4 separate regions of the Mus musculus genome follow, and all the other regions are linked to region 1. A link is a loop called in an ENCODE intact Hi-C map of the cell type or tissue named here. Cell type or tissue: heart. All regions are shown on one strand. Region 1 overlaps Fam120a (family with sequence similarity 120, member A). Region 2 holds the start of Fam120a (family with sequence similarity 120, member A). Region 3 overlaps Gm40943 (a long non-coding RNA gene). Region 4 has its middle 9.4 kb from the start of Mirlet7a-1.

Region 1 (8,000 bases):
GTCACACTTATGTATTTATTTTTGTTTGTCATTATATGTGAGTGATAAGATGTATGCATCAGCATCCATGGACTGCCAGTGGGCCATGGGCTGCTAAAATCTGAACTTTGGCGTTCATTCTTTTCCTTTGACCTTTATGTGCAGTCTAGGAATTGATTGAACTCAGAATGGCAGTATTTTTACACATGTAAAAACCCTAGTTGTTGTTGGGGTTTTTTGTTTGTTTTTTTTTTGGGGGGGGGTTTTGTTTGTTTGTTTATGGTTTCTTTTTTTTTTTTAAATAAATCTTATTTATTTATTTATTGTTTAGTTTTTCGAGACAGGGTTTCTCTGTGTAGACCTGGCTGTCCTGGAACTCACTTTGTAGACCAGGCTGGCCTCGAACTCAGAAATCCGCCTGCCTCTGCCTCCCGAGTGCTGGGATTAAAGGCGTGTGCCACCACGCTCGGCTTATGGTTTCTTAATACAGGATCTTTCTACATAGCCCTGGCTGTCCTGGAATTCATTTTGTAACCCAGGCTGGCCTCTCATGCACAGCACCTGTCTGCCTCCCCTTGTGCTGGGATTACAGGTGTGGACCACCATGCCCAGCTGCTTGGTTCTTTAAAAGACGAAAGTTAGAGCAGCTTTAGGCTCACAGCACTAAGACAGGTGGATTCCCTTAGAGCACTGCATTCCCTTTGTGCCTTCCTGTCTACCCTGTCTCCTGTCAGAATGACCTCCTTGTTACAGTTGGTGCCCGTCCAGGACACACGGAATCCCTCTCTCATAGTATGTTTCAGTTGTCACTCTTGGTGTCACACACTCCACAGTGTGCTGACCAGGTCTGCACTGCCATTGTGTTCCCCCCAGTGTCACTGCTGTAAAGGTTTTCTGCTCCACCCTATTTCCCTGAGAGCATTATCTTTTCAGACTTTTTTTTTGGTTTTTCGAGACAGGGTTTCTCTGTGTAGCCCTGGCTGTCCTGGAACTCACTTTGTAGACCAGGCTGGCCTCGAACTCAGAAATCCGCCTGCCTCTGCCTCCCGAGTGCTGGGATTAAAGGCTTGCGCCACCACTGCCCGCTCCTTTTCAGACTTGTGAGAATTGCTTGGTGTTTTGCCTGCATGCATGCCTGTGTGAGGGTGTCAGAGCCCGTGGAGCTAGAGTTATAGACAGTTGTAAGCTGTCACGTGGGTGCTAGGAAAAGTACCCAATACTCCGCCATCTCTCCAGCTCCTCAGACTGTTCTTCCTTAACTTCACAATACATATTTGAGTTCCTCCCTGTAGTAACAGAACTGTGGCCGTCTCAGTGGGGCTGGGAGTGTAGTTCAGTGCTACAGTGCTGCCAAGGCCCTAGTTTTAATTCCAAGCACCAGAAATGAACAACAAACACTGTGTGTAAGCTTTTGAGTTCCCAAGTTCTCGCCTCTGTGATCCCTGGCACTTAGCTCAGTGCTGAGCCTCTGACCTGCCTTCCTGAGCTGCAGCACTGTTTTATTTTCCTCTTGGTAGTGAGGGGCCACTGCTTTCCCTCTTACCCTGCTTGTTTGACCACTCTTAACAGTTATGTAGTCAAGTGTGTGTGTCCCCGGTGTTCTAATGTTTAACACATCTTTTCTTGTGTGTATAATTATTGTTTCACTTCCGTGTTGTCTTGATGAAATGTCTGTTAAGGGTTTGGATCATCTTTGGTGCTGTCTGTAGGATGATGTTTTTTTTAGTCTGTTCTCAAGCTTGCTTGAGCAAGTATCACCATCACTCCCATGATCCTCCTCATCCCCTGACCCTTCCTCAGCTCCCACTTCCCAGTCAGTCTCATTTGTCTTAAGTGACTTTTATAGACCTTGGTTGACATGACATGATGACCATTTTATTTGTTTCGAGGGTGGGGGCACTCACTGCAGAAAACTGCCAGACCTCAGTGTCTGTCACATGCCAGGTAGAGAGATAGGACCACCTCAGCCTTGTTGTTGGGAAGTATACAGGGTTGTGTCAGGCTGAACCTGCGTAGGGGAACAAGGGTGATCCAGAGGAGAATCCTGTCCACGGCTTTTGTGCTGCTATCCATACAGCCCTGCTTTGTGTTGCTGTTGTCCTGCTGTGACTTGGTTTATCTTGTAAAGATTGGGGTATGTGTTTTGGGTATGCATTTTGGAGAATATGAGGAGAGCCTTTAATACTTCAGAGGAGAATCACCAAAAGGTGCTTGTAACTTTAAAGATGAGATACTACATAAAGGGGTAGATAGAGCACTCCAAGTGAGACTTTGTCATTTCAAAAGAAACGTTTCCAGCAGAGGTGTTGAGAGAAGGATCCACAGAAGGAATTAGCCTAGACAGAAGGTTCACCAGCTGAAGGCAAGCAGAGAGCTGAATTTTTCTTTTGAATTCTCTGGCTGAGGCATTATGACTAATTTGTGTCCCTGTCCATCTGTGTTGTCCCCCATCCCAGCCCCACCTCTACCGTCCCTGAGACTCTTGTTACTCTCCTTCCCCACAGGGCAGGCCTCCTTATGCTGCTTCAGCAGAAGAAGTGGCCAAAGAACTGAAGTCGAAATCTGGGGAATCCAAGTCCTCTGCTGTGTCCCTGGCTGAAAACGGAGTGATGGCCGAGGAGAAGCCAGTGCCCCAACTTAATGGGAGCACGGGTGACCCCAGAGTCCCCAGCCACTCTGAAAGTGCCTTGAATAATGACTCTAAACCGTGCAATACAAATCCTCACTTAAATGCACTAAGTACAGACAGCGCCTGCCGCAGGGAGGCTGCTCTGGAGGCAGCTGTCTTAAATAAAGAAGAGTAAACTTATTTTTTATAGAGGGTGAAGGATGCTGGAAGGGTAAGGATTCAGGAGCATCTGGAGAGAGAGCCTGCAGTTATGTACATTTTGTCCTTTCCGTAAGAGAAAATGAGGACTTTGGAAATTCAGATCCCTCTTTGATATCAGAGATATAAACAACACATTTTTTTTTTTTTTTTTAGTTTTAACCAGTTGTAGTCAAAATGCTACAATAAAACAAAAAAGAGAAAGAAAATGAAGAGCATTTGACTCCCGCACTTAAAAATGAAGTACACAAAGTTTAAACTGGTTACGACAAAAGCCTAGAGTTGTGTTTCTTGAACTATAAAGAAAACAAATTTTGGCAGTGTTTAAGTATATATAGCTTAAAATATAATTTTTAGCATTTGGCACCATATGTATGCCACTATATTTGATTTTGCATTACTGTTTCACAATGAAGCTGTGTTTTGAGGCTTTGATTTATGATTATGAGAGAAGTAAGGCACAACCACAGTTTCTTTCTTACTTAAATCTCATCACTGTTGATGTGGTTCTTTTGTGTTAAAAAAAGTGCAACTATCAAAACTAAAAAAATTATAGATTAAACTGCTGTTGTGCTGATTTTGAATACACAGTACATCATACATCCTTTACAAGCAAGTTCAATGGAGATTACGTTGAAATCATAGAAGATGCAAATGACCTTTCAAAGTCAACACAATGTGTTCTGAAACCTCGTGACTAATACCATGCATCTGTGATCAGTGAGCTACGTGGTTTTGAATCGGACGTAGACCATTAGTGCTACTACTTGAGCTAATCTTCTGCATGGTTCATAATTTTTAAAGTGTGTAGTTAATATTATGCATGTTATTGTCCTTTCTTCCATTCTTACCAGTATGTGCCCATTTGCAAAACAAAATGCTAATAATCAGTAATAGTCCTATAAAAGATGTTAACTCTGTTTAGTCATTGACTGATCTTGCTCTAACCTTAAAATTTTGTGATTATTGACCTCTGTTGCATTTATTCTAAACCCCCCAAAATTATCTAGCCGTTTGGAATATCAACATTACCCTGGTGTACTCACTGCTGTGTGCATTATTGTTCTTTGTTGCTGTTTTATGCCTTCATATTCATATTAGCAAAATATGAAATTCTGTAAAGAAAGAAACCCCCTATGATCTTAAAAAACAAAACACCCCCTTCCCCTTCTGTAGCAGGAAACAAATTGCTTGTTCTTGAGAAGTGTCCCATCAGGAACTTAGTAGAAGCAGGTAGACTTCGATCATTTTGATGTTTTGTTACTGTTTCCAAACAATGTACTTTGAATCAGAATCACTTCTTATGTTTCATCTACTTCCGATGCTCTTCATCACATTAGTGATCAGAAATGAGGTGTAACTCCCCAGCCCCTGCCCGCAAGAGCTAAGTAGGACCTCACTGTAAGTTGAAGGGAGTTCCGCCCTAACTCATGGATTGTGAAGAATGAACTGCTGTTGGGTCTGATTGACTGTTGATGGATTGTGGTGTGGTTTATCCAGAGGCTATTGAATGCAACTTACAATGCTTAATAAAAATCTTTATTCTTTTAGTATAAAGTATGGTGTGGCTTTTAAATTCACTTGTAAAGTATGAATTTTACAGAGGTTTAAATTTAGGTAGCTCATGAAGAGCTCCATAAGACAACATTAAGTTTAGAATTACCAAGCCCTGTCAAAGTAATTTTAGAGGAACCTTAATGGTTAATATGAAAATTATGCAGAGCACAGCTTTTGCGTTCCTCTGACCAATCAGGCTGCGAAGTACAAAGTAGCTTTATAAAGGCCTAACGGGGAAATCTTTGTTTTTAAATGTAGAGTTACAAGTGTCGCTGCCCTTTGGCTGGTTCTCTGCAGCCTAGTTCAAGCGTGCCCAGCAAAGCGGCCAAGGAGCTACTGGAGCGCCTGCTCCGAGCAGAGGACGCGTGCTTTACGGGCGGGGGCGATTGTGCAGCAGATGCGCGCGCATCTCGGGGCGGAGCCGAACCATACCCAAAGCCACTGGCTTCTTACGCTGCAGCGCCAGGGCGGAACCACGTGACGAGTCCCGAGACTGCGCCTGCTCGGTCTGTCAGGCTCACGGCTTAAAGAGCCGCGTCTGGGACCTTGCGCAGGCTGGTTCCCGCTGCCTCGCGGCCTTCATAGGCCCTACGAATGATCGGAGGCTCAGCCACAGGGCTCTGGCCAACCCCACCGGCGTGCGCCTACTGTATTGTGGCTTCCAAATTACGGAGGAGATAACCTCTTGTCCGATTTTGCTAATTTGGTCTCCAGGGTCTCGGTGAGAGTGAAACTTGGTACTGCTGTCCACAACAAGCCCCCAGAACCTTTGGCTGTGTTTGGTAGCCAGGCCTGTATCATCTTAGAAAACCCACGGTCCCAGGGAAGACTGGCCACTCTGGAGCCCAAAAGAATGTCCCAGCAACTGGAGTACAGAAAACTTTTATTCTGAAAATACCTTCTCCCATGGCACCCTCATAGGGTCTCCCCCTTACCCCCTCAGTAACAGTCACAAACCTTATTATTCTGGATCTTCAGACCGCCTTACTTGGGGACAGCAATATATCACTTGGATTACATTTGCTCTAAGCCTAAGAGACTTCTTGGCTCCAAGGTATGCCTCCACCTTACTTAAGGACTGGAAGTTTAGGCTTGAGCAGGAAGGAGAGGATTCTGGAGGCTCCAGGGATATGGGCCTGGACCCTCACTTTGCCAGAGACACACTGACTTTTTCCCACACCACTGGAATTGAAGGGTCAGTGGGGGGACCAGTGCCAAGATGCTCAAGGGACTTTGGCCATATGTGGCACTGTCCAGAACTCAGGGCCAAATTTGAGGCTTTGTACACACTTAATATGAACTCAACCTGGTGTTGTTCTTGGTCTAATGGCAAACAGTGGTAAGTCTGATGTTCTTGGTAGGTTGTTTGGGGTTTTGGGGTGTGTGTAAGAGGGGTTGTTTTTCCTTTTTAAAAGGAACTTTTATGATTTTTTGGCTTTAACTCTGCCATCTTGGAAACAACTATTGTGAACACCGGGTCTTTTTTGATGAAAGACTTATTTTCCTTTTCTCCTCAGCACAGAGGGGACATTCTGCTTGCTTGTTTAAGGTTCGTGTGTAGCATTTTTACCAGCCCTTGCTCTTCCTCCAAGGGACAAAGCACAGAGCCTGCACCTTGAAGGACTTCTTCTAAAATGGGGGAGCTAAACACATGTTTACATTTAATAAGCAAAATATAAGGACGGGAGATAGAGAGGTGTACATACCACCCCCTAAGTGAGTCCTGCAATTGCTGCTTAGTCCTGGCCCTTAGAGCACATGAGCTATTTGTATGAATTGGCCCAGTTGCTGGGCAAGGCCAGTGTACTAGCTTTTTGACAGGCAAAAAAATAGGCGTTTTCATTTATATGGCCTTAATTTCCAGGGGTCTAAGCATTTGATGGATATGGTTAATGTAGCTCAATTTTTCACTTTATCTGACAGAGAATGTTGGGTAATCCCTATACCTTCATCCATACAGCACTTACATGGACAGAAGGGATGCAGTCAGCCTATGCCAACCCTTCTTCCTGCAGGACAGGCACCAGTGGCCAGCTAGAATGTGTTAACTTATTGTCCTCAAGCCTACACCTTTCCAGGATATTTTGGGAACACGCTTTCTGCTGACTGCTTGGCACTTCTGTGGTGGACAGGGTCTTCTTGTCATGGGTCTGCCAACCCTACCTGTGTCCTCCACACATGGTTTGCTGTGTGGTTGGTATTGTTCAAGCATTTCCCAGAGACCCACATTAGGGTGCCCAGGCTCCTTGTTACCACCCCATTGAGCTCTTTCAGGAACCTATGGCTATGGCTCAGGCTGAAGTAACCTAGAAGCTCTCCGGTGAGGTCATGTGGAAGCTTTTTGTAAAGATGTGGCAACCTACATTAGGGTCTGAACCAAGCTCCTCTCTTCTCTAACTCACTGGGCCAGGACATAACTCCTAGGATCTCAGAATGTGACCTTATTTGGAAATAAGGTCTCTGCAGATGCAGTTAGCGAAGGAGTGGGGACAAGGTCATGTTGGAGTACGATGGACACTCATCCAGTATAAGCAGTGTTCTTATAAAAAGGGAACTTGAACACAGAAGCACAGAGCCAAGGCCATAGCAAGTCTGGGGTGACATAGCTCAGAAAGCTGTGAGAAGGTAGACAGGGGCCACAGATCCTTCGCTGGTACCTCTGAAGGACTACAGTCCTGCAGACCCTTCATCTTTGGGCTTCCAGGATCAGAGATGGTAAATTTCTGTTATCCGAGGCTTCCCGATCTCTGGATTTTCATATGTCTGGTAAATGGAAGCTTCGGAGACCACAGTAAGGGCAATTTCCTCTCTGTTTCCAGCAGGGCCTCACGCCCACAGTAGGGCCACCTTCCTCTCTGTTCCCAGCAGGGCCTGGCTCGCCCACATTTACTTTTTTTCCCCTAGCTTCTGGAGTTGGAAGTGCCATAGGATGGAATGTGAACAGTTGTGGTTCTATAGAGAATGAACCTGTCTAAGGAATCAGAACTACAGTGGTCTTGCCACTTTTGTACAACGGGAGATGGAATTTCAGACTGAGGGTCTAAACCAAGTTACCACGGTGAGCCTGGCACAAGTGCTCCAAACCCCATATATCTGGACCAACCAACAGATATGATTTTCCCTGGGTAGAGGAATGTTTATCCAGTCTTTGATGCCCTGACTGATCACTCCAGGGGCTGGCACTGAGCCTGCTGCAGAAGGCAGAGTTCTCTGGGGCTGTGAAACATCACCTGAGTGGAAAGAGCAGGATCACAAACTAAGTACACAAGTAAAAAGGAATCAGTGTAAAAAATGAGATAGAAGGAGTGGAGGGTTCCAGGAAGAAGAGCAAAGCAGATGAAAAGGTCCATGGAGTAGGTACCAGGGAAGCCACACTATGGGATGATTTGGAGGACAGGTGGAAGCCATTAGGCAGGGCCAGGCCTAAACACTCTACAGCTGCATGAGTGTGCACTCAGGCACACCCTTTGTTAACAGACATGATTCAGTAAAGAGCAATACACGAGATCAACACTGAAAATCAGTTTTGTTTCCATATACTAACAATAAACAGCATACCAAAAAAACCCAAAACAAACCCCCCCCCCAAAAAAAAAACCCCAAACAAACAAAAAATACCAAAAAAGGAATTCTGGTA
Region 2 (8,000 bases), 88 kb before region 1:
TCACTATTTGAGGGGAAAAAGATAAGACTTGTTGATTCAGAAAAATTTTCTTACTAGGATCCTGGGTTCCAGTGCAAAGTCAGACACTTCTCTTTTCTCCTCTTCTATCCTAGCCTAAAACAGAGTTTAGGAGTCCTGGGTGGAAGTCCACAAGGCATGGTCCCCAATCTCTAGCTTCAGGAAAGAGGGGTGCTAGAGAAGAGGTTTTAGGTGCCAGCATTCGGCACATAGGACATAAGGAACACCAAACAACCTCAATTAGTACAGATGGGCAAGCAAGGGGCAATTCCAGCCTCAAGGACATGCAGGGACTTATGGCTGACATGGGAAGTAGCTCTTCACATAGTAACCATTCCAGGAATTTGCTCTTTTCTTTCTTCATCGTCTTTTTTGGTCTTTCAAGATAGGGTTTCTCTGTCTAGCCCTATCTTGGAACCTACTCTGTAGATAGACCCAGCTGTCCTTGAACTCAGAATGCTGGGATCACAGGCGGGCACCACACCACCTGGTTAGGACTCTTCTCTTTATCTGTGCTGTACTGGCTAGTTTTATGTCAACTCGACACAAGCCAGAGTCATCTAAGAGAAGGGATTTCAACTGAGAAAATGCCTCTTCAAGATCAGGCTGTACACAAGTCTGTAAGGCATTTTCTTAATGATTAACGTGGGAGGGCCCAGCCATTTGTGGGTGGAGTCATTCCTGGCCTGGTGGTTGGGTTATAAAAGCAAGCTGGCCGAGCAAGCCAATGAGCAGTCACCGTTTGCAGCCACTGCATTAGCTCCTTCCTGCCTTAGGTGCCTGCTTTGTTTGAGGTCTTGCTTCGATTTCCCTTCAGTAAGGAAAGCTCAAGTGTAAGTGAAAGAAATACTTTCCAACCCAAGCTGCTTTTGGTCCTGGTGTTCCACCACAGCAAGAGAAAGCCTAATTAAGACACACCCAAAAGTTAGAATCTTACTTTCCCATAAAATGTATTTTTAAAACAGCTCAAAGCGAAAATGAATTCGCAGCTGTGAAGAGAACATTTCTAGTCCGCCTAGCTGAGTAGAAAGCTTAATCCCAGAGTACCAGAAGCCCCCAGACTAGAACAGCCTGAGACTGCATGCAGACCAAGCGTGCGCATGCTCTGTGGGGACTCTGAAGTCGCACCCAGGCACAGGTTAGGGCTAGGCACACCCCAGGAATCAAACCCCAGCGGGAATACCGTGTCTCCTCCTGATCTCTCCTCCTGATCTCGGGGCGTGTCGGGTAGGCATCATGTTGGGCGGGCAACATGCCCTGCACTTGCAATCCCAGGTCTCAGGGGGCTGAGGATGATTGCTGTATATTGAGGCTGGCTGGCTGCACAGTGGGGTCCAGGGCATCTTGGGCTATGAGTGAAACCTCGAAAATTCCCAAAACCCAACCCCAACTCCCAAACCAAAAAAAGGGCAACATTTTCCTGCTTTAAGCTGTAAGTAAATTAGCCGATGGGAAACAAGTTGAAATGCTGAGAGTAAACTCCCGCCCCCCCCCCCCCCCCGCCCCCGCCTGCTTAAGTTCTGTGCTCTGTGGCTGGCTGGCTCTCTCTATTAATCTAGTAGTCATAATCCTTTTTTTTTTTTTGGAGGCAGTCGGGGAGACAGGGTCTCTCTGTCTCTCTGTGTAGCACTGGTGACCTGGAACTCATTAGGTACAGAAGATTGTCCTTCAATTCACCCAGGTCCACCTGCCTCTGCATCCTGAGTTCTGGAATTAAAAGGGTGAGAATTCTTGGAAGTCTATGGTCATGCAGTATTATTCATTTATTTTTCCCCTCAGTAGTGTGGTAATCACTTCATGAAAAGTTTCTCTAATACAGCCCTAAATGGAGAAAAAAAAGTCCCTAATCATATTGTATTCCCAAGCAGACTCTAAGATTTAGTATTTTTCAAATAGGATTTAGATATTTAGAAAATTTAAACATCACTCAACTCCTGAATTTTCTTTATAGCGTTGTTAGCCAAACAATTTCCCAATCATTAATAAGTTTGGAGGGCATACACAGTTAAACAGGGAAAGCAAGCATGATGAAATTTTGAGGGCTTTTATTATGAAAATGAATTTTAAAGTTCTCAAAATTCCAAAGCACAGTCTATACAATCACAGAGTACAGAAGTGACTACAAAAGCTGGCATTGCTAACATCTGTATAACAACCTGGGAGGCCACAGAAAGCCAAGGCTCTCTTAAGGAGAGTGATACTTTCTTTTAGAAGGATCACCATCCTACGGTCTTAAAATAAAATGTATGCTTAATTCCAAAATCATGGGTGCTAGCACAAAAGCTTTCTCCCCTCTCCCTTTTTAAAATAAATAAATAAAAGCAGTAATGTTTAAAAGAAATAAAAAACAGGCCAGGCAGTCAGGATGGCAAAGGGCTAGCCCAAGCAGGCCAGCAAACAAGAAACCACAACAAAAATAAACACAAACCTAAACAAGTGAATGAAATATATATGGAATGTAATCTTGTTAAGAAAATACAAGTGATTCATGTGCAATCTTGTATACTAGCTGTGAATTACATAAAACTTGATTATTTTGGGGGATGTTATTATTTAGTGAGGCTTTAAGTGTAATCTTAATTTCTAAATGACATGGAATTACTTACTCTGGGATTAAGTTTTCTACTCAGCTAGGCGGACTAGTGGCCTCATCACTAATTTTATACATAAGTGGCATAACGTATCGGGTTTAAAAAAATTAAGGAAAATCCATCAAGGCCCTAAGCGCATTTCATCTGTCTACATCACAGGAGCCTGTGTTTGAGATTGGTGGAAGAATGGGGTGTTATGATCACAGTTCATTGTATACACGCATGAAACTGTCAAAGAATAAAAATAGTCTTTAAAAGAAAAAAAAATTAAAAGAAACTATAGAATTCAGTTTGCCTATTCTCGAAGACTCTGATGGGGGGCTTTGAGTCTGCATGAACTTGGTGTTCTGTGCGATGGATGGGTCACTCCTGTGTCCAGTGCACCCCGCTCCAGCAGCGGCTTGTCTAGAAAAAGAACAGATGAAAAATTGAAGGTAAGCAAAAAAACAAAACAAAACAAACAAAAAAAACCGCTCCTTTTTCTTGGGGGAAGGGGGAGCGGGAGGCGGGTTTCATGTAGCCCAGGCTGGCTTCCAATTGGATGGAATGACCTTGAACTTCTCTGATCCTCTACTCTCCACTTCAGAATGCTGGGATTACGGCCTAAGCAACACGCGGGAATCGAACCCTGGGCGATCGAAGATCCCAGACAAGCACTGTGCCAACTGAGCTACGTGCCCAGGTCCCCAGCGGACAGCTTCTCCTTCAGAACGTTTGGTCCTGGCTCAGCATACGTACCGTCGGCGCCTGGGTTTAGCCGGACCCTCGCAGCCCGAGCCCCTGGAGGCAGCGCACGTCCGCTCGTCTCCGGAGGGCGGCGCACGCCGGGGAGGCTTGCCCCTCTCGGGGAGTCTCCTCAGCCGGGTCCCGACACCAGGCCGTGAAGCCGCCGTCCCGTCCCGGGAGCGACGCCATCTTGTCGCCGCCGTCCTCCTCCGCGGCTCGCGCTCCCGGGCTCCAGGCTCCCCCTAACCCCGCCGCGCGACACACGCGGCGGAGGAGGAGCGCTGGCTGCCGGCCACGCCTACCGGGCCCGCAGCCGCGAGCGGGGCGGAGCCAGCCTCGGAGGCCGCGGCCTCCGGGCGCGGCCTGCACGGGCCCAGGCGCCTCCCCGAACCCGCCCGGCTGCGGCCCCCTAAAGGGCCCGACAAGCCGAGTAGCGCTCCGCCTTCTCCGCCCCGCCGCCGCCGCCCCGGGAGCCCGGCCGCGGCCCCGGCGCCGCCTCTTCCGCCTCCCGCGTCCGCGCGGGCGGGCCCGACGTCAGCGCCGCCCCGCCCGGCCCAGCTTCGGCCTCGGCCTCGCAGAGCGCGGCGGCGGCGCAGGTCCCTCCCCAGACATGGCCCTGGGAGGCGGCAGCACATGGCGGCCGCGGCGGCCGTGAGCGCGCCCCCGGCCAGCCCCAGCCAGCCCTGAGGCTGCCCGCGCCCGCCGGCCGCGCCACGGCCCTGCCGCCCCCAGCCCCGCCGCCGCCGGCCCCGCCGCCGCCCGCGCGCGCGCGCCCCGCCGCCGCCGCCATGGGCGTGCAGGGCTTCCAGGACTACATCGAGAAGCACTGTCCGAGCGCCGTGGTGCCGGTGGAGCTGCAGAAGCTGGCCCGGGGCAGCCTGGTGGGCGGCGGGCGGCAGCGGCCCCCGCAGACCCCGCTGCGCCTGCTGGTGGATGCCGACAACTGCCTGCATCGCCTGTACGGTGGCTTCTACACCGACTGGGTGAGCGGCGGCCAGTGGAACCACATGCTCGGCTACCTGGCGGCTCTGGCCAAGGCCTGCTTCGGAGGCAACATCGAGCTCTTCGTCTTCTTCAATGGCGCGCTCGAGAAGGCCCGGCTGCACGAGTGGGTCAAGCGGCAGGGCAACGAGCGCCAGACAGCGCAGCAGATCGTCAGCCATGTCCAGAACAAGGGCACGCCACCGCCCAAGGTCTGGTTCCTGCCTCCGGTCTGTATGGCCCACTGCATCCGCCTGGCGCTCATCCGCTTCCACGTCAAGGTGCGGCTGCAGCCGGTTCGCCGGGGTCTCCCAGGGCTGGGGCTGGGGTCTCTTTGGGCCTGAGTCAGGATCGGGCCTGGTGCCCTTTGGACCGATTCCCTTCGGGTTTGGGTCAGGGTTGGGGTCTGGGGTCACTTGGACAGGAGTCACAGTTGGGCTACAGGCCTCTTCGCGCTTCGGGCTGGGCCTGGGATTGCTTGGGTAGCGATCAGAGTTGAGTCTGAGGTTCCTTGGCCCAGGGGTTTGGGGCTTGGCCTAGGGTCTTTTTGGGCTTGGATTTGGGTTGGACTTGGGAGGTCTCTTAGGTCACTGTCAGCGCTGAACTAGTTCCGGGAAGCCCAGCCTAGCCCAGAGTGAGTCCTGGGTGCCCCTGCCCGTGGAAGGCCTCAGCAGGCTTCAGTGTCTCTCAGGGCCCCTCTCGGGACATAGCGTGTCACCATGCCCAGGCTTGATGCAAGCTAGGCAGAGGGGCCCTAGAGCAAGATGGATGCCCGGGCCTTTAGGCCTGGTGTGGTTGAAGTCTACCCACCACATTCCTCCCTACTCTCTGGCCTCTGTGGGCCCATAGACTTGTTCATATGACACTTGAGGCTGGTGGATAGACCCTCACCCAAAGTGGGATCGGTGGTGTCGTCTCCCACATCCTCAGTCTTTCTCCTCCCCTGAGAGGCCGACAGGCTACCCACTGGCCTTATCCTTAAGCATATACCCATCTGTCGAAATTAACCCACTCTTTCCCAGCAACAGGTTTATCTTGGAAGTCTGGAGAATAAATAATGAGAGTATATTGCCAGGACCTTAGGCACAGGAAGCTGAAAACAGAGCCTCCAAAGCTGTGGGAGAGGAAGGAACCTTGTTATAAACCAGGGCTGATCTCTTAATTCTCAAGGCAGATGCCCTGCTCTTCTACCTTTGAAAATGAGATGTTTGGAGAAATTGTCTATGGTAACGTTTTGGTTTTAGATTTCATGGTACTGTGAATTTGATGAGATGGGCTCTTGTCAGTTCTCTGAGTTTTAAAGTGGTTCAGTTCTGTATGTCTACTATGAAGGTAGCAATTAGGACCAGGAAGAAGAATTTGGGGGTCGTTTGGCATAGGCAGGAGCTTGTGAGAGCTGTTTTTCTGCTGCACAGGAAGTGTTGAGTGACCTTCACTAGCCCTGATTGGTGGGTAAGGAGGGAGAGCTCCACATGTTAGCCCTCTGCTGTCCCGTTGGCAGAAGGTTCTGCAGCCAGAATTGGGCCAGAGAACTTAAGGGCTCCGAGGTTGATTGAGAGCCGAGCACCTAACTGATCCTCAACTTTGAATAGCTTTGCATTTTCATGATTTTTTTTTTAAACACTTCTTTGGGGAGGGGTGAGGCTGTTTGAGTTTTTAAGACTTGCTACTGTCTTCCAACTTGCTCTTTTCTTTGGAAACTGAGCTTGAGTTACAACTTTTAGCATGTCTCCCTCTTCCTGACCATCCCTGCTGGCAGTGGTGATGGTGGTAGTTAAGCCTAAAATGATTGCGGAAGTCCCACCCAGGGTCCTGTTGCAATTGGTGAAGTTGTGTTTAAGTGTGTGGGTGGGGGTGGCTGGATGCCTGGTGATTGGCCCAGGAATATGGCAGATACACAGCCTGACATTTCTTAGGGAGTTCGTGTGAGAGGCAGTGTGTGCCTCTCACTTTTTCTCTGTAGCCTGGGGCTCTCAGAGGGGGAAAGCAAAGCTGTTGCTCTGTGATCTACCTCTAGTGGACAGCCTGGAAATGGACCTGCTTTAGTGTTGCTTAGTGATGGGAAGTAACATCTAAGACACAAAAAGAGTTTTATTTTACCTGCTTTTGCTAACTGCACAGGGCTGTATTTTTAGTCAGCAGAGACATTCAATAAAAGATTGAATATTACTTCAGATTAGAGTCTCCTCTGTCTGTCCTTGTCTCTATATCTGTTGTGTGTGTGTGCACTCCTGAGACAGTGTTGCCTTTCCTGCCTGCTCTGTCTCTCAGCCTTCTCTAGTCTTTGTAGATGCAATTCTAGCAATCCTGGCTGTCCACTTTCTCAACTCTGAGGAGAGGTGAAAAAGATAGTTTGCTGGAGGCAGGAGCTCCATTAATAGCAAAAGGTGGCACCAGAGAGAAGATGTGAAGCTGTAAAAAGCAGAGACAGAATTCTGGGAACTATTTTAAAACAAGAGAGCAGTCCTGTGTACTTCAGCATCCCTGAGGGTAGTGCAGTATCACAAGGGTGATTTGCGGGCCTGGGCGATGGCTTTGTGGTTAGGGCACATGCTTTTGCAGAGGGCCCACATGATTCCCAGCACCCACGTGGTGGCTCCTGATCATCTAATACTCCAGCTCCAGGGCATCTGAAGCCCTCCTCTGACTTCCACAGCACCAGACGGGAAAGTGGCACAGGTGCATACAAGCAAGCAGAACATTCTCACACATTAAACTAAAGATAGTGTTTAAAGTAATGATTGTGTATGTTTTAAAAAGGATGATTTTGGAGTCATAAAAATTATCTTCGGTGGTCTCTGTTTAAGAAAGTGTATGTTTCAATGTGTGTGTCTGTGTGTTGGATTTTTAAATGTTTTCTGGAGGCTCACAGATACTTAACCAGTGATGCACTATCACTATCTTCCAGAATGGGCGAGCAGCTGGAATTGGGTGGTCCTTATTTTATTTATAATGTTTCTGGGTGTTCTGCCTGCATTATGTCTGTGCACCTCTTTTGTGCCTGGTGCCTTGAAAGGTCAGAATAAGACGTTGGATTTCCTGGAATCGGAGTTACAGATTGTTGTGAGCTACCGTGTGGTTGCTGGGAATTGAACTCAGGTCCTCCGGAGGAGCTAGTGCTCTTCCAGGGCCAATTGGTATCTTCTTAATGAAACTTTATTCCCATAGACACTGGTGTTGGGCCTGAGAATGTTTGCCCCACATGTGTGAAGTCTAGGGGTCCATGCCCAGCACTGCAAAAACTGGACATAGTGGCACACACCTCTAGTCTCAGTACTCAGAACGTAGGGTAGGAGGAGCAGAAGTTCAGAGCTATCCTTGCCTGCGTAGCCTGGTAGTGGCCATCCTAGGCTCCATGAGAACTTGCCTTAGGAAAAAACCCACCACCTTCACCCACAAAACAACGAGCAGTTGTGGAGGTGGCTCAGTACTGGCAGTGCCTGCTGTACAGAAAGAGGGTCTAAAGTAGAACCCCAACACCCACAGAAAAAGCTGAGTATTGCACTGTGTAGCTCCAACCACAGTGCTGGTAGGGTGACAAGATCCCCATGGCTTGCTGACCAGTAAGTTCCATGTGAAGACACCCGTCAACCCCTGGCTTCCACACAGCATGTGTGTATTCACATGCACACACATGCATCACACGTGTATACATACATGCAAGCCAAGTTCTCAAAGTGTCAG
Region 3 (8,000 bases), 290 kb before region 1:
AGACACACCAGAAGAGGGCATCAGATCTCATTACGGATGGTTGTGAGCCACCATGTGGTTGCTGGGATTTGAACTCAGAACCTCCAGAAGAGCAGTCAGTGCTCTTAACCGCTGAGCCATCTCTCCAGCCCTCCTTTCCACTTTTAATAAGTACCACACGATGACAATCAGATCCCAACACATGCAGTCCAGGAATGGATCCCAACCATGGCCAAAACACAGTTCATCTGTTAGGAATTATATAGCATCTGTATGTTTAAAACCAATACTGACACAGTCTTGGAGAGATTAATAAAACACTGAGTTGTTATAAACAGAGATTGGAAACTTAAAGGCTTGGCTGGTACAGAATTTCTTTTTCTTTAACATGAGCAAAGGTTTGTGATAAGGCATCTCCCAGGTTTGGGTCTCTTCACTTGCTTGTGTAGAGTCTAACTTCTGCCCACAAGGTAGCCTTAGGCATAACAACCAAGGAATAATTTAGGTTTCCAAGAGTGGGAGTGACTTAAGCACACTGAATTATATATTGTATTCACTCAGTGGGATGTTGTGACAGTCACTGGCTATTGAGGCCAGGCACCAACATAGATACGTGTTTACAAAAGACTGCAGAGAAAAGACAGGCTATCTAAGCCCCTGTGATTATTGTGGGTTCCAGAATGTCTGTACGAGGCCGGGAATGGACAGGACAAGGGTTTGTTTTCAATATATCATCTGTCTGTCTGTCTATCAGTTTGTCAATCAACCTATCTATCTATCTATCTATCTATCTATCTACCTATTCGTCACTTGTTATCTGTCTGTCTATCCATCCATCCTACCTGTCCATGTGTCATCTACCTGTCTATCAACCATCTATCTATCCATCTATCCATCTACCTATTTTGATATGGTGCCTCATTATACAGCTTAGGCTTATCTCAAATTCACCACGCTCCTGCCTCAGCCTTCTGCCACCAAACCTCACCAAGTTGTATTTTCTTTCTGTGTATAGTGTGTGTATAGTACATGTGTCTATGTTTGTGGGGGCATATGTAAACCACAGGGTGTAAGTGGAGTAAGAACTTGAAAAGCTTTGAGTGTTTGTTGGTCCTCACCTTCTTACTTGCTTGCAATGATGTCTGTGGCATACATGTTTATACACATGTTTACATACATGCTGCACACATGTTCACATACATGTTGCACACATGTTCACACACAGGTTTACATACATGCTTATACACATGTTTACATACATGTTGCACACATGTTTACATACATGATGCATGCATTGGGCTAGCTGGCTCTTGACCTTCCTGGGATTCTCATCTCTGCCTCCCACCCCGCCATAGGAGCACTGGAATCATAGATGAGAGCTACAGCCCACCGACCTTAAATGGGTTCTGGGGGATCCAAACACAGATCCTGACCCTTGTGAGTCAAATGCTTCATCCAACTGAACCACCTCTCCCCTGCGCTCCACCCACACTGTGTCTTCTATATAAACTTTCCCAGAGCTTGATTTAAATAGATGCGTACTTATTTTCTTTTCTTATCATTATAAAAGCATGTTCTCTGTTAGAAAACATAGAAAACCAAAGTGAATGAGGGGGAAAAATTACTCCTGCCCAGAAATAACAAATGTCCTCATTCGGTCGGTAACCACCACTGGGCCTGGGAGACATCCTCTGTGGTGTTTACGTCTGACTCCTGTTCCTTGGCCAGCATGGGGCTGATTTTGGTGCACCAGGTCTGTTTGTTCACTTGGCTGCTGCTCTTGGGTAGTTCCTCCTGCTTCTGGGACCACAGTATCCCAGACATGTTCCTCCCGCAGTGGATAACAGAAGCTCCCAGAAACACAAGCGGAGCACATGTGTAGGCACAGCTGGGAACCGGCCACAATGCCTGCTGCCTGCTTTCAGCTGATGCAGAAAGACAGGTGAGCTGAGAAAGCCCTTCCCCACGGGGCAAGGGGAGGGTCTGACACCTGCCGATCTGCCACCAAACCCGGAAGCATGTCTTCTCATCTGTTTCCGGTGCCTTCCGATGAGGATCCGTTGCAACACAAGAATCTTTCCATCTGTGCCACTTTCTCCTTAAACCATGTTCTGTGGCCGCATCTTTCCAAGCCATAACATTTATTTTTTGAGACAGGCTCTCACTGTGTAGCCAAAGCTGATTTCCAATCCCCTGGCTTCAGTCTCTCAGATGGATGCTAGGAATACAGGCACCGTGGTGACCTCACATGTCAAAACATTATTTTGTGGCATACAACCATAGACAACTCTATTTTATTCTATTTTATGGTCACTCCATGGCTTATCCAACCTGATTGTCACTGTTACTGTCTCTTTTCATCATGTCTTCTAAAAATGATGGAGCTAACTTCTAGTAGCTGACTGTGCACGTCTTTAGCTGATTAAAGAATTTCTTTAAAAAAAAAAAGATGTATTTATTTATTTATGTAATGTATGTGAGTACACTGTAGCTGTCTTCAGACACACCAGAAGAGGGCATCGGATCCCGTTACAGATGGTTGTGAGCCACCATGTGGTTGTTGAGAATTGAACTCAGGATCTCTGGAAGAGCAGTCAGTGCTCTTAACCACCGAGCTATCTCTCCAGCCTCAATAATTAATTTCTAAAAAGCCGATTCTTGACTCGGTGGCTGGTGGTCCTTGCTCCTATACTCAGATCTAGTGGGATCGTTTCTTGGAGTAACTTAGGGCTGGTTTGTGTGGCCGACATGTCACAGCAGAGGTGACTCAAGAAGCCCCGGGAGGCACCCATGTGAATGCATAGCAGGACCAACTTATCCTAAGCAAGATTCACCTGGAAGGCAGAACCCCAGCCCAACACCATCTGGACTGCAGCCTCTGTGAGACCCCAGCCAATCCTGAGGGAATGTGTGTTCCCTCGGTTCCCTTCTGCCCTGGGGCTGCAGGTGGTGACAGAATGCCAGCCATCACAGCATCCTGTGAAGGACTCAAAGAGACAGGCTGGGTGGGGAGTCGGGGGTCGGGTGGAGTTCTGCCTCTGCCAGCCCGCAGCTCTACCCAGGTAGCTGAGGGGAAGGATCAGATGCAGATGGGAGACTGTGCAGTTATACTCTGCACGAGCCCTTCTTCTCCCCGGGAGACGCTTGAGGCAGAGCGTGGACTAGCTGCTGTATTTGGTTGTTTTGTATTTGGTTGTTTTGCAACATGTGCATTCCTGGTGCCTTTAGATCCCAAGAGGAGGCATTGGATGCCCTGGAACTAGAGTTAGAGATGGTTTGTAAGCAGACATGTGGGTGCTGGGGATTGAACCTGGGTCTTCTGGAAGAGCAGCCAGTGCTTTTAACCCGAGTTACCTCTCAGCCCCCACTAGCTGTTCTTAAATCTGCTGTAGCTCCTCTTTCTCCTCTTTCTCTACCTCCTTCTCCTCTTCCTCTTCTCCCCCTCCCCCATCCCTTTCCTTGGTTTGGTACTAGGGATCGAACAGAGGGTCAGATACATGCTAGACAAGGGCCACCCTTATGTTGAGGCAGTTCTCATCAGGTTGTCCAGGTTGCTCTTGAGCTCACAACTCTCCTGCTCTCTATGGAGAGGCTGGGATTCCAGGTGTTTGCCACAGGCCTGACTTTCACATCTCTTTGTGGTTTCTAAATCTAAAAACTTAGTTTTTCATCTTTTCTGTGTTGTTTTTTTCAAGTCTTTATATTATTGACATATCTTTTTCTGATACATGTTTTATAAATCTTTTTCCCCGTCCTGTACCCCAGCATCTCACCCCTCCCTTCCTAAGAGGCTGAGACCCACATCCCGCTTGCCTGTCTTCTCTGTTTCCTTTTTTTTTTTTTCTTTTTAAAGGTTTATTTATTCATTTAATGTATGAGAACACGGTTGCCGTCTTCAGACACACCAGAAGAGGGCATCAGATCCCATTATAGATGGTTGTGAGCCACCATGTGGTTGCTGGGAGTTGAACTCAGGACCTCTGAAAGAGCAGTCAGTGCTCTTAACCGCTAAGCCCATCTCTCCAGCCCTTCTCTCATTTTCTTAATGGTGGCTTCTGATAACCCAATTTCATGAAGTCCAGTTAACCACATTTCAGGGTTGCACTTTTCAGAGGCCTCTAATCCCCTGCTGGCCTTCAGGCTCCAAGGTACTGCAGTTCTTCCCGCTGAGCGCTTCACCAGACTTGACCAGCAGAGGGCGCTGAGACGCTGTGGGACGCCGGGCTCCTCTGTGCTCCTGGCTGGGACCTTTCCCAGGCCTTTCGTGCTCAGCGATGCTACAAATCTCTAGACCCTTTCATTTTCCCATAAACTAAAAGCTGGCAACAGCCCCAATCTGCTTATTTTGTTTCCCTGGTTCTGACCACTCTAGAGACCTCATTTCAGTAAAGCTACACACCGTGTGGTTCTCCTGGAACTGACTTCTTTTTCCCAACCCCCACAGTGTCCACATAGCATGTCAGAGTCTGGACTTCCTTCCTTTTCAGGGTTGAATAGAATGTGGATAGACAAGTAAGTCGCTTACCTCGTCATCTGCTGATGGCCAAGTGAGTTCTACCCATGTCTTGATTATGTCATGCACAGGGGCAGATACAACATGCTACCCAGTGAGTGAAGAGATGATGGGGGGTGGGGGTGGGGGGAGGGTAAGGGTCACCCCCTGGCACCTGCTCAGTGTTAGGACAGAGTGAAGCTCAGAATGACCGGAAATGGAGCCCTCCAGAGCCTGCATACGTGCTTAGAAGTTTGCTGGTGCTAGGCTGGGGTGACATTGACTGTGACTTTAGTGGTCCTCACTCCCGCCCCACCTCTCAAATGTCTCTCCACTCTCAGTTCTCCCATAAACATTCCCATATAGAAGTACTCACTCTGGGATCTGGAGACTAAGGCTCAGTCAGACCCTGGGCTGGGATGCTGACGATACCAGTTCCCATACCTGGCACCCTGTCCACCCTGTAGGCTGTAGTCCAACATTTGGGCCTCCCACACACAGCCCCATTTTCCTGTGGAGCTGTTCCTGTCACTGGCTGCCATTCTGTTGGCACCTAGAGGGCTTGCCTGCCACCCAAACAGCAGATGGCCAGGAAAAGAGAGCTGGTGCACACATCACCCAGAGGAAAAACGCATGCAATGGGCAGACCGTGTGGTCAGAGAGGCGTGCGGCTGACACATGGCTTCTTGTTAGGTGATGCCCTGTGCCAGCTGGGACGATCATTGTGTGGGCAGCGTGGCCTTTGAAGGTTGGTAGCTCATGACCCCTCGGGCCCCGGGCTACAGCGGGGGCTGTGTAGGATTTTTAATTTTCCTTGTCTCTTTGTTTCCCAGCCTCACAGGAGTCCTAAAGATGCCGTCTAGATCCAGCCCTTTCTAGTTCTGGTCATAGCTGTGTGACTTGGTCAGATGCTCAGTTGGCATCTTATATGTGCCAGGCCCCAGGGCAGGCACTGCATACATTTTGCCATTCAGGGCCCAGTGTGACTGTGAGTACCACAAAAAGTGAAGCACCAGTTCTTAATAAGACATTTCTTCCTGAGCATTAAAAACCACGCTGAGGTTCAGGAAAGGCTGGGGGTGGGAATAGCACACCCTTAGGAACTCACTTTCCTCTCTTCCTCCTTGGCTAGTCTCAGGAGATAACCCCACTTCCTGCCCCCACAGAGATGCTTGTGTTCCAGACATCTAGCTTTCAGCTCAGCCAGCAACAAGGAATGAGAAAAAGAAAGGCACTCCCCCACACACACATACTCTTGGAGCTTTCTGGAACTTTCTAGATGCCCTTACTTACATCCAATGGCCAGACTGGCCTTGGGCAGCTCTACCTAGCTACAAGAGAATTTGGGAGATGGCAGTTTCTATTGCAGTTGTTTTCAACCAAAAGTTGAGGTTTTTTTGGGTCTCAGGAAGGATGAAATGGCCATTGAGCCACCTCTATGACACAGACCTGTATTTTATTTAGCCAGTTCTAGTAACGTCTGAACCTTACACAGTATAGCCCAATTATACAGCCTGAAATTCAGTGGTCTATTGTGAAACTGTCTTCTTGTTCCTGAGGTCCCCAGTGTGACCAGAGGCTATGGAGGCCAGTGGTTCACTAAGTGGGCCCAGAAATACCATCACTGGGAGCAAGTTCAAAATGTCTTCTGCCTTAGAACTTCAGATCTGGAGAGCTCCTTTTGTGCTCAGCAGTGGTCTGCAGGGGTTCCGCACCAACTGACACTTGAGTGCCCTGGTTTGTGCAAGGTCAAGCGAATCCATCCTTCTGCAGGTCTCTGACCCCATCACACTGTAGACACCCATTGCTTGTGCCATCTGCCTCAAGTGTCCCATTAAACAGCGCTCAGCCCAACAGACCTCCCCTCTCCTTTTTTTCCTCCTCCACTCCTCTTCCTTCCACTCCCTTATCTCTTTTTCCCTTCTTTTTTCTTTTTGCAGTATTGGGGACCCAGGGCCTCCTGAATACTAAACAAGCATTCTCTGCTGAAACACACCCCAAGGCCCTCACTGGGTGATTCTTGGCAGGTGCTCCTCACTGGGTGCGGTGCTAGGCAGATGCCCTAATGCCAAGGCAACCCAACCCCTCACTACCAGGGGTGGGGGCTTTTAATCAGGTGCTCTACCACTGAGCCATGCCCCCACCTCTTCCTTTTTCTCTAATAGACAAGTTGCAGTAGAATTCTCGTGGCACACGGTCCGCCCACGCAGAGCGTCCATCTTGATGGTTTTCGGTGTTCTCACTGAGCCTTGCCTGTCACCAGTTGCAGGATGTGTTCGGCATCCTCCGTTTCAACTTCATTTTTGGAATAGCCATATCAAGTGACTGTTTGGATTCTAAAATGACTCCACCTGCTCAGCCCCCAACTCTCCCAGGCAAGCACGCTTATTTTTGAATTCAGGTCTGTTTCTTCCCGGAGTGTCTCTGTGCAAATGTGTGAGTCAAACACACAGAGAAATGTTCTTTCCATGTGCACGGATGAACGGAAGGCCTTGCTCACACTCCTGAATTTTTGCATCCTTCCTGAGGGCTTCTACCTGTTTTTCAGGGCCACCTGACCTGACCCTGCAGGTCCTACTCACTGGGGTAGGACCAGGAGGCCCACAGTCTCCTCTTCTAGTTTTCTCAGCCTTTAGTTCCCAGCTATCTGTTGTAGAAATGTGGCGCCACATGTCAATGGCCTCAGGCACTGACCTAGACTCCTTCTGACACTCCTCAGCCAAGAATTCTCATTCGGATGGTGTCTGTTTTCTAATCACAAAAAATGTTCACTGAGTGAATAAATGAATGACTCCTTCACCATCCACTACTTCTGGGACCTTAGGCATTTAACTTTTTTGAGCCTTTAGCTTCTTCCTCTGTAGAATGGGGACATAAATCCTTATTTATCTACTAAGGGTGATATGAGGTTGATATTTGAAACTGGGGGGTGGCCTGGGGGTGTCTTAGAGAGTTCACACTGCTTCTTTTCTTTCCCATCTAGGAGCACAGAGGCCACTTTGTCAAGTCCTAATCTGAATGGCCCTGAGCTGGGCAGCCCTGTTATGGATGGACAGGCTCGGGCAGGTGGCCAGGCCCCACCTCCAAGGATGGGAAGGCAGGGTCTGCAATACCCGAGGCTACCGGAAGAGGTCGCAGCGCATCGGGCTCTGAGGACTCAAGGGCAGTCTTGGCCTAAGGTTGGAAAGGAGAGAGGGCAGAGGAGTCCACTGCTGGGGCGGCAGAAATCAGGCAAAGGTTTACCATGCACAAGCAATCAAAGCGGAGGGGGGCACAAACTGGACTCCATCAAAATATAGAACGTTTGAAAAAGAAACCCACAGAAGAGAGACGGTATTTGCAAATCTAGTATCTGATAAGGGATTCATAGCAGGGTTTTTACAAGGAACTCAGAGAACTCAACACCTGGGCGCCACAAACGGCAGGTGTCTGGGGCAGGGGCGGGGCAGCAGAGTTGAGTGACCGCGTGAGTGGTTACAAAGTTTCTTCTCTGTTTGGCTGAAAACAGTACAACAGAAACTGTAGCCAA
Region 4 (8,000 bases), 330 kb after region 1:
AGTGCTGGGATTAAAGGAGTGGTCCACCATGCCCGACTTATTGTTTCTTAAGGAGGTTTCCCCGACCTGGTTGTGTAGGTGAGTTCTTGGGGCAACTAAACAGGCTAACAGAGGTCTCCAACTACTTGCTATGCAAATTTTAACCCAGTAAAGTGACAGGCACAAGAATTATAATAGCCATGAATCCCGAAAGGAAGCTGTTGGCTAGCTCTGGTGGCCTGTTCTTTTTCCATCACAATAATAACTAGTTTGCTGAACTAGTTTACTATGTATGCCCCATTAGCTACAGTTTTGTGTTAAGGATTTGATTTAATTCTGAAAACAACTGGAAGAGCTGAGACTCTTCTTTCTTCTATGAGCAAACTCTGAGGTCAGTGCATTGAAATAACTGGCCCCAGAACACACACTTATTTAGGTAGTGAGCTATATACAAATCCACATCTGCCTGGCCTAGGCCTGAGTTTTAGTCTCCTGTGAATCTCTGACTTGAAAACCAAACCCCAAAGAACACTGCTATAGTTCTGCGAAGGAGCGTGGTCTTTAATTCCAGTCTGTTGGTTTTCATTAAACATCTACCATGAAACTCAGAAACTCAGTAAAGTGGAAGGCTTTGTGGGTGCCTGTTATGTACACGCTTTGAATTCTGTATCCCAGGTTGGCCTTGAACTTGAACAAGGATTGCTTGAACTTTATAATCCTCCTGCCTCCACCTTCTAAGTGCTGGATTACAGGGATGCACCATGTAGTTCAGTTTATGGGGTTCTGGGGATTGATTCACCTTTCTGCTACTTAGGTAAGGAAGCTACTGACTAATTTTTGGGGACCCCCTTTACTCAGGAGTAAGTAAAGCTGCAGTTAGTAGATGGTTGGAATGTGGGTTCTGAATCTTATTATGCCCATCCTCCTCCCAACTTCCTTACCGTTGAACATGACTCACACAGACTCCACGTACTTCCCATATAGAGAGAAAACTGTGTCTGACACTGGGGAAATGGTACTGTTGTTAATCCCAAACGTGCAAGGAAAGACACCAACCCAAATCATCCAATTAATTAAAGCAAGCTTCTTTATTCACGTACATGGGCTGTCGCTTCCTAAAAGTGGGGTTCAAGAGATCAGCATTGAATGTGAGGAAGACAAGGTTTCTATAGCTCAGGGGTAGGGGGTTTCCAAATGGGGGAATTTGACTGTCGAGTTAAATAGGTGGGGTTTACAGAAGCAAAACATAACAAGGTGGACTTCATAGCAATCTTCTCAAACAATGGTAGGGTTGCAAGATGGTTATTACAACTTTTTGAAACAAGGACGTAGTTGTTTCCTGGAACAGGCAGCACAGAACTATTTGTAGTTAAGGTTACAGGCCAATCCTTGAGAAACAGATTTAATCATAAAGAGGAATGAACCTAGTTTGCCTTTACTGTAAGAAGCCTTCAAGCCTAAGATGGAGGCAGGCTGGTTCATCACTGTGATCTCAGGAATCCCAGAATGCAGGGACTCGGCTTCTGTCATAACCCCCGCTCTCAGCGTTTTGTCTCTGATTCTCCATGTGCGCGAATGTGTGTGTGTGTGTGTGTGTGCGTGTTTGTGTGTGTGCATGCACATGTAGTTTGTGCACTTATGTATGTACATGTGGAGGAAAGAAGTCAATGCCAGTCACCTTTATTTTCTGAGACAGGGTCTCTCGCTGAACCTGAAGCTCACTGACTCTGCTGGGCTGGCTGGGTGTCTCCCCAGCCCTGGAAATAGGGGCCTGCTTCCACACTTGGCTTTTTATGTGGGTGTTGAGACTGACTGAACTAATGACCACACTGAGCTATCTTCCCAGGCCCCTTGCTTCTCTACTCTTGCAGATAGGCCTCTCCTTATGTCCTTGCCGCTTTGGGGCCGAGGTCATGAGGGTTCTCTTCTCTGAGCTCATTTCCGATACACTCTTAGGAAGGAACTCTAATTGACCTCATTTAGATAGTGACTTTTGTAGTACTGCTCTGCCTGTGCCACCTTCTCAGCTCTGTGGTGAAGGTGTCAGCTCAGTGAAACCTCACACTTGAAATGGGTCGGGAGCAATCCCTGACCCCCACCCCAAGAGGAGACTGCTTTAAGTCCAGAGGACTCATTCAATGATTTCAGGGACCAGGCTCAGAATAAAAATGAAGCAGGCTCATTGGTGACTGGTAGGCAGGAGAGTTCAGCTTGCACGGAGAGTACAGTGTCATGTTGAAATGCAGACTGAATGCAGAGATTCCCTTTTTTTTTTTTTTTCTGAGAAAACCAAGACATCTAGATATTTTCAAATTAAACGTCTTGATCTTTTTTTGAATGCTGTCAGCCAATTTAAGATAGATTTAAAACATTGCCCGAGAGTAACAAGCATTTCTGGGAACACGTGGAACCCTGGGCTATGACCTGTTTGTAAACCCCTTGAGGAAGATAATGTGAGACAGATAGTATAACTGATGTCCACCCCTCTCTAAGGATAACCTTGGAAAGTATCCCTCTCTGCCTGAGGTCTCTGCTTGTGGAATTTTTTTTTTTTTCTGTTGTGACTCCTCGGGGAGTACTAGCACTTAAGGCCCCTCAGGAGTCATGGGGCCTATGGAGTAGATGAGGTTGTGGAAGACACTGACAGATATCTTTTTTTTTTGTTTATTTGTTTGTTTTCCAAGACAGAGTTTCTCTGTGTAGCCCTGGCTGTCCTGGAACTCACTCTGTAGACCAGGCTGGCCTCAAACTCAGAAATCTACCTGCCTCTGCCTCCCAAGGGCTGGGATTAAAGGCGTGGACCACCACTGCCCCGCTTGACAGATATCATTCTTATGATAACCAGACCAGGCTATAACAAGGCCTAGGCCAACTGCCAAAGGTGATCTGCTGTATTAGCCAGTGTTTACCAGAAGAGCAGAACTGGTAGTGTATTCAATGCTCCCACCTTATGACAGTCTGACTTACAATATTGATTTATTGGGTCCAAACTTTATCACAAGACAAGGAGCATCTACGTATAAATGTGTATGTGTCTTCTTCGATCAATGATTATGAAGTCTAAGAAGTCCTATTAATTCCTTGAAAAAAATTTTTTTCATTTACTCAGCATATATGTGTGCGTTTGTGTGGTCAGAGGACAACTTGGCAGGAGTTGGTTCCCTTCTACCATGCAGATTCTGGGAACTGAACTTAGTCATCAGCCTTGGCGGCAAGCACATTTTATCTGCTGAGCCATCTAGCTGGGCCGTGGCCCACAATTTTCCATATGGAAGCTGCAGACCTAGGCAAGCTGCTGCTGGTGAAATCTCAGGGCCTAGGAGTCAGAAAGCAGAGAATTCAGCCACCCTGTGTCCCTGTACCGTTTTGGTTCATTCAAGCCCTGGATGGGCTGGATGATATCCACTCACATTAGGCAAAGCCATTAGTTTTTCCTTAGTTTACCACTTTAAATGTTAATCTCTTCTAGAAACATCCTCACAGACATCCAGCAATATTATTTAATAAGATATCTTGGGGCATGGTGGCTCAAACTGACACACTAAAATGGCCCATCACACCCCGGAATAAGGACGGAGAGTCTGATCGATGAACAGCAGGGAGATCAAGAAGTGAATATATCATCTTGAAGTCATGCAATGAACAATGAACGAAAGGACAAAAGAGAAGACACAGGTCAAAGGAGATCTTAACAAGGGGAGGACTGAGGCAAAGAGGCCAGAGGACATTTCGAGAAGTATGTATGCTTTACTTTGGCAGTTTTGGTTACAATTACTTGTTTGTCTGGACTGAGAAAATTTGGAGGGAGTCATGCTAGAGGTGGAACGGAACTGAGGTAGCAAAGCCTCCAGGACACAGGGTGGGCCTCTCCAAGGACCTCGGCTGAAGGAATTTGCTCTTTCAGGGCCCAGGGGGTGGCTTCTCTGTGGGCTACTCCTACTTTATAGGTCCCAATTCCCATAGTCTAGAATGTCTCTTTCTCTTAGGACGGAAACCAGAAGCTTCAGCCATCCGTCGCCAGTCAGGTGGCTATATTGAGGCATTTTGATTCTGTAAGTCACCTTCAAATTAGGTTTCTGTTTACTGAAAAAAAAAAAAAAGTAGAAAGAAAAAAAGGAAGAAAACGAAACAGCAAAATCCACACCGCTATGCCTACGAAGGAAAACCTACTGTGAGGAGTCCAGCTTTGTATGAAGAGTTGATGACATCGTGTGGTTTATAATCCTCTTTCTCACAGTATATCCTGAAGGTTGAAGCTCTTCCTCCCCATATCCTACCTATCCCACAAGGTTCACCACCCTCCTCTTCTTTTTGTTCACTTGTTCACTTTAGTCCCAAACTCTCCCATCTTCTAAACTCTCTTGTCATTTGCTTTGGACAGAGAATGTTAGGATGGCTTATAGTTGGAGTTTATAATATAAGCACTTTGCTGACGTGTACAGTGCCTTTTTCCCCTGGATGGATTGCAGATGAATGTTCATAGGGTTTTGTTGATGCTTGACTCTCTTGACTCTCTTTTTTAAACCGTGCAAACCTACTATCATTAAATAGTACCCCAACCCACCCACCAAAGAGCAGAGAGGTCTCCTAGTGCATGGAAAGTTCCAGTAAGAATGAAGAAATGCTTTTGCATTGATTTAAAAAAAAAGAATTCGTAAAGATTGCTTTGAAAAAGTTTTAGCACAAAAATTTCAATACATGGGAAAGAAAAAAAAAATAAAAGAGATAAAAGATACACCATAGGAGACCTAACTCCTTATGTGACAGATGGGTGAAGTGAGGTATGGAGTGGCCTTGGCGTCGAGCCCCGGAGCCCCCGAGAGGGAAGACTGAGTGAATCCAACATCTTGGGTACACGTGAAAACCGCCCCGAAAACTCTAGCACCTCCCGCCTCGCAGCCGGCAGAGCGGACGGAGGCCACGTGACACGACTTGTCCATCACCGCGGAGGGCGGGACTCAGAGGACGGTCCTCGCTATTCTCCCGGTCCTCCAGTAGGGAAAGAGGAGCCTGTCACGGTGGGCGGGCCAGACCCGCCTTCTCCGCGGCGGGGGCGGGCTCAGCCGTCACCCTCCAGTGGGGGTCCGGGTGAGCCCCGACCGGCTAAGGCGAGAGGGCGAGGCACACGTCCGTCAACAGCGTCCGCCAATAGGAATGCGCGCTGCCCGCAGCTCCCGCCCCCGCCTCGGATTCCCGGCGCGCGCGTAGCCTTCCCTCAGGCCGCCGAGGCGGCGCCCGCCCGCCCGCGCTTCCATCCGGGTTCTCGCGCGCTGCTCTCTCCCGGGCGCGGCGGTGGAGGGCCACGGTGGGGGGAAAGCCAGACCATTTCCCGTGGCGGCAGCGGGACGCCTTTATCCGCGAGCTTGAGGTGGGTACTGCGGGCGTGAAGGCGAGCGCGGGGACGTCGCCATTTTTCCCTCCTCCAGACTCAGCGGCGGCGGCAGCGGGCGACCAGGAGGGAAGACTTGGGGGCTGCCGCGCCGCACCCTGGGACCCGTGGGATGGCCTGGGCGCCTCGGGCAGGCGGGTGGCCCCGGGGCCGGTGGCCCACGGATGCCGTGGGCCTTGGGGCTCGGGCGGGGGAGGGGTGCCGCGTGGCCGCTGGCCTGCCCCAGCCCCCTCCGCTTCCCGCCCAGCTCCTCGGCGACCGGGCGGGGGAGGGGGGTCATTCTTCACATTCCTCACCTCGCCCCTCCCCCGCCGCTTCAATCAAACTTGCGGCGGACGGAAGTCCCGCCCTCTGGCTCGCGCCGGTTGGTCGGGGCTACCTCCCCGCTGTGGCGTGACTGGCTGCGGACGTAGCCGGGCCTCTATGACGTCACTTCCGCCGTCAGGTTTGTGGGCCGGGGAGACCTTGGCTTTGGTTGGGGGGGGTGGGATGGAGGAAGGTAGGAAGTGCGGGGGGCGGGGAGGGACGGGGCGGGGCGGGAAGGCGCTGGCAGGGAGGGAACGGAGAGCCAACGCTGGCTGCTTGCCCCTGCTCCGCTCGGCCAACTGCGGCCTGAGGGCCTGGAGCAGCTGCTGGGGCTGGAGGATCGCTGCGGCTGCCCGTCCTTGGCCAGGGGGAGGGGAGCGCGAGAGCGGGAGGAAACTGTATCCCAGGGGATGGGGTAGGAGATTTGCAGCTCGGTGGCACCGGAAACGAGACTGGCCTTTTGACTGGGGAGGCTGCAAACTCTTGGAAGCGGGTGGCCTCTCGGAGGCCGGCTAAGAAAACTTATCTCTCGGCGCGCTCTTTAGCGGAGGCAGGGTGGTAACCTTTATGCCCTTGGCCAGGACTGCCCTTCGGTGATCCCGCTTGTTAGTGCAGGGTCTGTGTCAGAAGTGATCGTCTGTGTTGTAGTTTTCAACTTTTTGTGTTAAAAGGATAATTATGAAAGGACAAGGGGGGGCGGAGAAAAACTTTAGAAACTTAGTTAAAATGGAAGACGATGACAGATTGCTTTTTTAACTGTTGAAAAATATTGGCAACCTGTTTTTGAAGTTTAAAACATTAGTGTTCTTGTTTTTGATTGCCTGATAATCTTGTGAAGAAAATTGAACAAGTAAACAATCTTTTTATAAGAAAAGTTAGTTTAGCCGGGCACGCCTTTAATCCCAGCACTTGGGAGGCAGAGGCAGGCGGATATCTGAGTTCTAGGCTAGCCTGGTCTACAAAGTGAGTATCAGGACAGCCAGGGCTACACAGAGAAACCCTGTCTCGAAAAAAGCCAAAAAAAGAAAAGTTAGTTTAATACAGATTTTTCAGCATTCTGGCCTTTCATTAGGTTCTGTCAGTTGAAGCAGTAATATTTGGGAAATTTGAAATTGTTAGTGTAACAAAAATACTAGTTGGAAATGTAAGAACTTTAATTAGAGAATAGAAATCTTCCAAATTAAGTCGGGTCTAAAAAGTGTTATCAAAATTGTGTAGATGGGGCGTGCATTTTACCCTATGGGTAATTTTATTGTAGAAATTGATAGTTTTGTAGACTTGAAGCAAGCTGTGCCCTCCCCCACTATAAATTGAAGTTGTGCTGATTTGAGACTTAGTAATTTTTCAAGCTGGAAAGGTAGAGGAATGCAAAACATGTGGCTATAAAGAAGGTGTTGGCACACAAGTTTAATCCCAGCACTCAGGAGGCAGAGGCAGGTGGATCTCAAGAGTTTTGAGGGCAGCCTGATCTACAGAGCAAGTTCCAGGACAGCCAGGACTGCACAGATAAAACCTGTTTCAAAAACAAACAAACAACAAAAAAAAGTACTTCAGTTCACAGAGTGAAGTATTAAAACAAATGGTCCTGCTGGAGTTGTTGCTCAGTGATAGAAAGCTTGTCAGACATGCCTGAATTGGTGGGTTGAGTTTCCAGTACTAATAAAATAAATGCTCATAATAATTTAATGTTAGTAAGTCTCATTTAGATTTCTTGAGGGTCCTGGGAAATGTCCCTAGTAAACCTCCTCCAGAACTAAGGAAACTAATTGGTTTAGAGAATAGCATCCTAAATATCAAGTTCCTTTTATTTCAGTAACTAATGTTACAGAACCAGTGTGAGTTGGTGACAATTGTGCAGATAGATAAGTGGTTGAAGGCACTTAGCATCATACCTGACAGTGACCCAAGTTTGAATCCTTGGGACTCACCCACATGGTGGGAGGAGAGAACTGACTCCAAGTTATCCTTCGATGTCCACATTTGTGCAGACATAATACAAAATAATTAAAAAAAAGAAGCCTTTTTAAAAATACTACAAAGCCAGAGCTGGAGGTGTAGCTCACTCAGTTGATAAAGAGTACTTGCCAGCCATGCCTCAAGCCCTGGGTTCCATCTCCAGTTCCTGCCTGCAATCCCTGCACTGTTAGAGGTTATCCTCAGCTATGTAGAAGGTTCCAGGCCATCCTGAGCTGTATAAGACCCTGTTTCAAATAAAGGAGGCTAGATGGAAGCACCACCAATGAATGTTCCAAATAATGTATCCTGAATCACTTAGTATGTGGTGATCAGAAACTTTTAGGAAGATTTAAAATACGAAATAATGTGC

What was found. Hi-C counts contacts between places; a loop is a spot of excess contacts. Peaks named below come from ENCODE experiments on the same cell type or tissue, not always from the same donor. Only the 100,000 strongest peaks of a DNase experiment are listed, where the experiment ranks them.
Region 2: a loop joins it to region 1, with 3 times the contacts of the local background. A loop is called at or near these places in 14 of 42 quality-filtered maps.
Region 3: it touches region 1 in a loop (2.5-fold over the local background); 11 of 42 quality-filtered maps call a loop at or near these places.
Region 4: a loop joins it to region 1, with 3 times the contacts of the local background. A loop is called at or near these places in 2 of 42 quality-filtered maps.

Annotation. Positions count from the first base shown.
Region 1 is chr13:48,875,579-48,883,578 of GRCm38, reverse strand. It overlaps Fam120a (family with sequence similarity 120, member A), which reads left to right. Exons shown (of 18, transcript NM_001033268.3): 18 at 2,484-4,363. The coding sequence ends at 2,783. Phf2os1 (a long non-coding RNA gene) reads right to left here. Exons shown (of 2, transcript XR_003950516.1): 2 at 5,230-8,000. Among named protein-coding and RNA genes, the nearest start is that of Phf2os1, 8.6 kb to the right of the region's middle. In heart, no CTCF peak of the experiment used is centred here; DNase peaks (open chromatin) are centred at 4,808 and 5,583; H3K4me3 peaks cover 1,065 bases; H3K27ac peaks cover 1,096 bases.
Region 2 is chr13:48,963,952-48,971,951 of GRCm38, reverse strand. It overlaps Fam120a (family with sequence similarity 120, member A), which reads left to right and starts at 3,892. Exons shown (of 18, transcript NM_001033268.3): 1 at 3,892-4,597. The coding sequence starts at 4,124. It overlaps Fam120aos (family with sequence similarity 120A, opposite strand), which reads right to left and starts at 3,840. Exons shown (of 2, transcript NR_015601.1): 1 at 3,348-3,840; 2 at 2,047-3,014. In heart, CTCF peaks have their summits at 3,416, 4,267 and 6,356; DNase peaks (open chromatin) are centred at 3,641, 4,541, 5,051, 6,151 and 2 weaker places; H3K4me3 peaks cover 4,516 bases; H3K27ac peaks cover 4,451 bases.
Region 3 is chr13:49,169,573-49,177,572 of GRCm38, reverse strand. Gm40943 (a long non-coding RNA gene) reads left to right here. Exons shown (of 2, transcript XR_873377.1): 2 at 7,455-7,765. Among named protein-coding and RNA genes, the nearest start is that of Gm40942, 9.9 kb to the right of the region's middle. In heart, CTCF peaks have their summits at 4,167 (motif pointing right) and 7,590; DNase peaks (open chromatin) are centred at 4,172 and 7,582; H3K27me3 peaks cover 472 bases.
Region 4 is chr13:48,543,697-48,551,696 of GRCm38, reverse strand. No RefSeq gene overlaps it. Among named protein-coding and RNA genes, the nearest start is that of Mirlet7a-1, 9.4 kb to the right of the region's middle. In heart, a CTCF peak has its summit at 4,988; DNase peaks (open chromatin) are centred at 5,016 and 5,666; H3K4me3 peaks cover 3,476 bases; H3K27ac peaks cover 2,749 bases.